2 separate regions of the Homo sapiens genome follow, and region 1 is linked to region 2. Evidence: chromatin contacts called from ENCODE Hi-C or POLR2A ChIA-PET data. All regions are on one chromosome and are shown on one strand. The core of a region is the stretch at or near the end of the contact, and the rest is flanking DNA. Distances in the headings are between cores, read along the strand shown.

Region 1 (2,852 bases), core at 127-2,626, 1.0 Mb after region 2:
AAGCCCGGCTAATTTTTTGTATTTTTAGTAGAAACAGGGTTTCACCATGTTAGCCAGGCTGGTCTTGAACTCCTGACCTCAGGTGATCTGCCCTACTTGGCCTCTGAAACTGCTGGGATTACAGCCATGAGCCACTGTGCCTGGCTGAGATTGCTTTTTTTTTTTTTTTTTTTTTTTTAACTCAGCCTATTTCCTTAAAATCCATCCAAGTTGCATGTATCAATAGTTTATTCCCTCTGCCTGAGTAATATGCCAGGGTATAAAGGTACTGCAGTTTGTTTAACCATTCACACGTTGAAGGATGTCTGGGTTGTTTCCAGTTTGTGGCTGTTAAGAATAAAGTTACTATGATGGCCGGATGCGGTGGCTCATACCTGTAATCCCAGCACTTTGGGAGGCTGAGGTGGGTGGATCACAAGGTCAGGAGTTCAAGCCCAGCCTGGCCATGATGGTGAAACCCCGTCTCTATTAAAAACATAAAAATTAGCCAGGTGTGGTGGCAGGCACCTGTAATCCCAGCTACTTGGGAGGCTGAGGCAAGAGAATCACTTGAACTCGGAGGGCAGAGGTTGCAGTGAGCCGAAATTGGGCCACTGCACTACAGCCTGGGCAACAGAGTGCGACTCTGTCTCAAAAAAAAAAAAAAAAAAAAAGTTACTATGAACATTTTTGAACAAGTTTTTACGTGAGCCTAAGTTCTCATTTCTCTGGGATAAATTCTGAGGAGAGCAATTTTTGGGTTGTTTAGATTGATAAGAAACTTCCAGTCACTTTTCCTGAGTGGCTGTACCACTTTTACAGTCCCACCAGTGATATATGAGAGATCTATTTTCTCTGCACCCTCACCAGCATTTGGTGTTATTGTTTTTTATTTGTCTTTCTGGTAGATATGTAGTGATATCTCATTGTGGTTTTATTTTACATTTTCCCATGGCTAATGATGTTGAATATCTTTTCATATGCTTTTTTACCATCTGTATATCCTTCTTGGTGAGATATCTGTTTGTCATTTGCCCATTTTCTGATTGGACTGTTGCTTTTTACTATTGAATTTTGAGACTATGTATTCTAGATAGAAATCCTTTGTTAGATATGGATTGCAAATATTTTTCTCCCAGTTTTCTTAGAAAAGTTTTAATTTCAATATGGCCAAAGCTGTCATTCTTTTTCTTTATGGTTTACATTTTCTCTGTCTAGTTAAAAAACTCCTTTATGATTTTGAGTTCATAAAAATATCCTCTGAAAGGTTTTAGTTTCACACCTTTGAGTTTTTAACCCATCTGTAATTGATTTTTGAGTCTTGTATGAGATCGAGTCCAATTTAATTTTTTCTCAAATAGATATGAGCAGTTGTTTGACCACAGTTTATTGAATGAGTCATCTCTTCATTTCACACTAATTTCACAGTGCTGCTCCCAGCATGCATCAGTTTCATAAATGCATGCATTGGTTTCTGGTGTGTGGAGTCTGCCCCCTCTGCCTGTTTGTCTGCCCGTTTGCCAGTACGTTAGTTTTTTTACCTTGCATTGTAGCAGTTTTGCAAGCCCCATCTTTTGTTTTTTTCTTCCTTTTCTAGAAGTGTCTTGATCTTTTTTAGTCTTTCTCAGTTTCCCTGTTCAAGTTTGTGTTTGGAGTTGCATTAAATTAGTAGATCAGTCAGAGGATGTCTCGTATATATTTTTTTCATTTTATTCCTAGATACTTTTTATTTGTGGGATGCTAGTTTAAATGATATTTTAAGTTCTACATTTTCTACTTGTTGCAAAGAAGTTGTTTCTACTGGTTCATCATTAAGCATTTTGTTACATTTTTGTAGATGCTTTTTTTAGATTAAGAAATTCCTTTGTATTCATAGATTTCTAATGTTACCTTTTTATTTTTTTCTGCTTCTACTGAAATGTTTATGTGCCTTTTTTCTTCTTTAGTTTTTGTTTTTGTGTTTTGAGACAGGGTCTCTGTCACCCAGGCTGGAGTGCAGTGGCATAAACATGGCTCACTGCAGCCTTGAACTCCTGGGCTCAAGTGATCCTCCTGCCTCAGTTTCCCATGTAGCTGGGACCACAGGTGGGGGCTCCACACCTGGCTGATTTTTTTTTTTTTTTTTTTTTAGAGATAGGGTCTCACTTTGTTGCCTAGGCTGGTCTCGAACTCCTGGGCTCAAGCAGTCCTCCTGCCTCAGCCTCCCAAAGTCCTGAGATTACAGGTGTGAGCCACTGAACCCGGCCTCTACTTCAGTTTTTTAATGTGATGATTTCTGTAGTGTTTAGCTAACCTTGCACTCCTCAGATACCTCACTTGATTCTGATGTTTGTTTGTTTTTAAGTAGGTTTGCTAGATTAAAATTGCTTTTAGATTATTGCTTCTATGTTCACTCATAGAATTGACTGATTTTTCATTCTTTTACTGCCTTTGTCTGGTTTTGCTATCAGTACTCCATAAAATGAGCGGTGGGATGATTTCCTTCTTACTCTTTTCTCTGGAAGAATTTGTATACTGGCATTATTTGAACCCTGAACTACTGTTGATTTTTGGATTCTAGAGGTTTAGAAATGGAATAGACTATAGTGGTCAACCTTTCCAACTCCACTGTTTTTTTGAGGTGGGAAGAATTAAATGCTGAGGCTTAAATCCAAGGGACACTTTGCACTGTACCATGACCCGGTGATTTCATCATTATAGAAACCCTAATCCTGAAGTAGAGGTAATAGTCATTTTATTATGTAAAACAGATGGCTCAAAGCCTTCGCACACTGAAGTCCATGCAAATCCATGTAAGAGTGGCTTGGAAAACATCACATTAGCCTTAGTCTCTTAGTTTTCTAGGCCCATCTGATTAAGATTAAGAATGGAGT
Region 2 (2,768 bases), core at 174-2,673:
TGATGTTGTGCCTCAATTTGTAAAAATATGATGCTATATCTATTTCATAGCATTGCTGTGAGGTCCAATATAGTAATTTCTTTTTTTTTTTTTTTGAGATGGAGTCTTGCTCTGTTGCCTGGTCTGGAGTGCAGTGGCACAATCTCAGCTCACCTCAACCTCTGCCTCCTGGGTTCAAGCGATTCTCCTGCCTCAGCCTCCCAAGTAGCTGGAATTACAGGCTCACGCCACCACACCCAGCTAATTTTTGGCATTTTTAGTAGAGATGGGGTTTTGCCATGTTCGCCAAGTTTGTCTTGAACTCCTGGCCTCCCAAAGTGCTGGATTAAAGGCATGAGCCACCGTTCCCGGCCAGTAATTTCTTGAATAAAGTCCCTTAAAAATCTAAAAATGTCCTACAAATGTAAGATAAGCTTAATATTTTATGATTACCTCCTTTTGCATTATTCAGAGCTACAACAGACACTAACTTCTTAAAGTATCCTTTAGCATAATTGAGGAAGAAAAAGCCTTTACCTTTCAATTTGTGTGTGTGCAATTATCTTTATTAAGGAAATCTGCAGCACGTATCCGTGGGTCCTACTGAAGTCATCAACTTATATGTTTTCTTCCTTGTGCTTGTAGGGCCTGGTCACTGTAGAAGATGAGCAGGCGTGGATGGCATCTTATAAATATGTAGGTGCTACCACTAATATCCATCCATATTTGTCCACAATGATCAACTACGCCCAGCCTGTAAAGTTTCAAGGTTTCCATGTGGCAGAAGGTAACACCAAAGGTTAAATGCAGTCGCCTTTTTTGCTTGATTTTCTTTTATGGTGCTGATGAGCTTTTATCTAATTTGTTGCCATTTTTCTTTGTGGGCATGGGGGCTGTTCCACCTCACCTTATTTTTGTTTCACAGACCATAGAAGCCACCTTGGTATGTGGTGACATTACATTGTCATTCACGACTTCAACCACAAGGTGGCGATGAGAGACTATGGATTTGTTAGTGCTGGGCATGTAGCTTCTTCTGTTCCCAAGTGCATTCACAAGACTCCTTTTAATCAAAAGCTGGTTTTCAAAAAAACATAAGAAGTATTTAAAAACTTCATTTCTGGGCTAGAGAAGCCATCGTAATCATCATTATCATCAAAAATTCATATTTCGGTGGTGGCTGAAAAGACAGATGTCTCCATCCACAGGATGTCAATGAAAGTAGGAGCTACTGACATGATAATGTAGCATTAGCCTCCAAGGCCTCATGATTCAGGGTGTAATTGCATTTATTTATTGCTGTTTTTCGGTGAGGGTTTGATGGCAGAGTTCCTGAATCCATCTTTGCTTTTCTTTTACAGAACGCAATATTCATTATAACATGTCTTCTTTTAATGAATCAGTCGGTCTTGGCTACTTGAAGACACATGCAATTGAATTTGTCAAGTATCCTTATGTATCAAGTGGAATGAGTGGTTGACTCACGTTGGTTTGGCAAGAGCCTCTGAAATAGATAAATGGCTAATATCTCATTCTGGTGGTGGAGTTCATAAAATGATATGTGGGAAAGACCATGGCAGCTGTGACAATCTGCCCAAATGAAAATTGTTTTTATAATCCACACAGTGAACTGTGATCTTAAGCATCATTTGTAAATGTGAAATCTGCTCTGTGCTGTCTACTTGTTTGTCATTGTTGGCCTAGACCTTTGTTGTTTTAGCTCTTTGTTGTTTATTTTTCTCTGCTGTAGGACTCTTTTTTTCTGTTTTCCTTAATAAGTTACAGTTATAACAAACGGCAAATGAGTCGCATTTACCCCAAGGGAGGCCGAGTCGATTCCAGTAATTACATGCCTCAGATTTTCTGGAACGCTGGCTGCCAGATGGTTTCACTGAACTATCAAACCCCAGGTAGGAGCTGATGTCCAGTGACCCCAAATTCCATGAGAACACTTTGACAGGATGGTGCCAGCACTTCCCATCAGTTGGCTGTGGGCATTTTTTAAAGGAAGCAGACATATGGCAAAGCAATGTGTTATTGGATTTATATAATGGTGAGAAATAAAAAAAAAAAAACCAAAATAGAGCAAACAATGGTAGAAGATAATGTGTTGTGATTGGAATTTAATTCCTTTCATAAATGCCATGACTATTCCTGCTAACCATTATCCCATATTCCAAAATATTTCTCATTTTTCTTCCTTTTGGATCAAAGTTGTTATCTTTGTTTCCAGAGGCAGAATTAAGTGAAAAGAATTTGAGTATCTTTGTACAGTAACAGCGACTCATTTCTCCTTTGGCAAACACCCTGACCACTGTGAACATTCAGCAAATATGACTGATGCAGGGGCACTTCACTAAACAAATACAGAATATTTTGAAGTAAATGCCACTAAAATGGTATATAAGGAGTTACATATTTGAAGAGGTACTAATCTATAACTTGGTCCTCCAAAGTGTACTCAAAGTCAGGTTTCCAATATATAATGACTTTTTTTTTCTGGAAGGAAAAGAGTAAATTTTTATAATTGATAAACACATTTTTAAAATTTTTGAGGTTTGCTTAAGAGCCTAGGATCACAGTATCAAGACTAGAGGTAGCAAAATAGAAATAGAATAGATAGAAATATGCCACAAACCCTCTTCACTGTAGATGGTCAATTCTACAGCATGGTTCTTACAACTGGTAAAATAAAACAAAACCAGAAAGCTCTTTTTTCCTTCAACTCTTTGCTATTAAGAGAACTGCCCATGCTTCCCAATTTGAGGATTTTTTAAAATCTATTTTGT

The links. A loop is a pair of places that touch in the nucleus more often than their neighbours do. ChIA-PET counts read pairs that join two places held with the same protein, here RNA polymerase II (POLR2A). Pooled maps may share reads with other maps.
Region 1: a loop to region 2 is called in a pooled map, with 2.3 times the contacts of the local background. The contact joins two enhancer-like sites. A Hi-C loop is called at or near these places in 3 of 37 single-sample maps with no recorded cell type and 3 of 50 pooled maps. POLR2A ChIA-PET finds 5 or more read pairs at or near these places in 1 of 52 experiments (AG04450).

What each region holds. Positions count from the first base shown.
Region 1 is chr20:10,445,780-10,448,631 of GRCh38, forward strand. All of the region lies in intron 1 of SLX4IP (SLX4 interacting protein), which reads left to right. Among named protein-coding and RNA genes, the nearest start is that of SLX4IP, 12 kb to the left of the region's middle. Within about 2 kb of position 1,377, at least 7 of the 41 ENCODE cell types and tissues checked have a DNase peak (open chromatin) inside an H3K27ac peak, as active enhancers do.
Region 2 is chr20:9,407,293-9,410,060 of GRCh38, forward strand. It overlaps PLCB4 (phospholipase C beta 4), which reads left to right. Exons shown (of 40, transcript NM_001377142.1): 22 at 625-766; 23 at 1,341-1,425; 24 at 1,765-1,889. Among named protein-coding and RNA genes, the nearest start is that of LAMP5, 110 kb to the right of the region's middle. Within about 2 kb of position 1,424, at least 2 of the 41 ENCODE cell types and tissues checked have a DNase peak (open chromatin) inside an H3K27ac peak, as active enhancers do.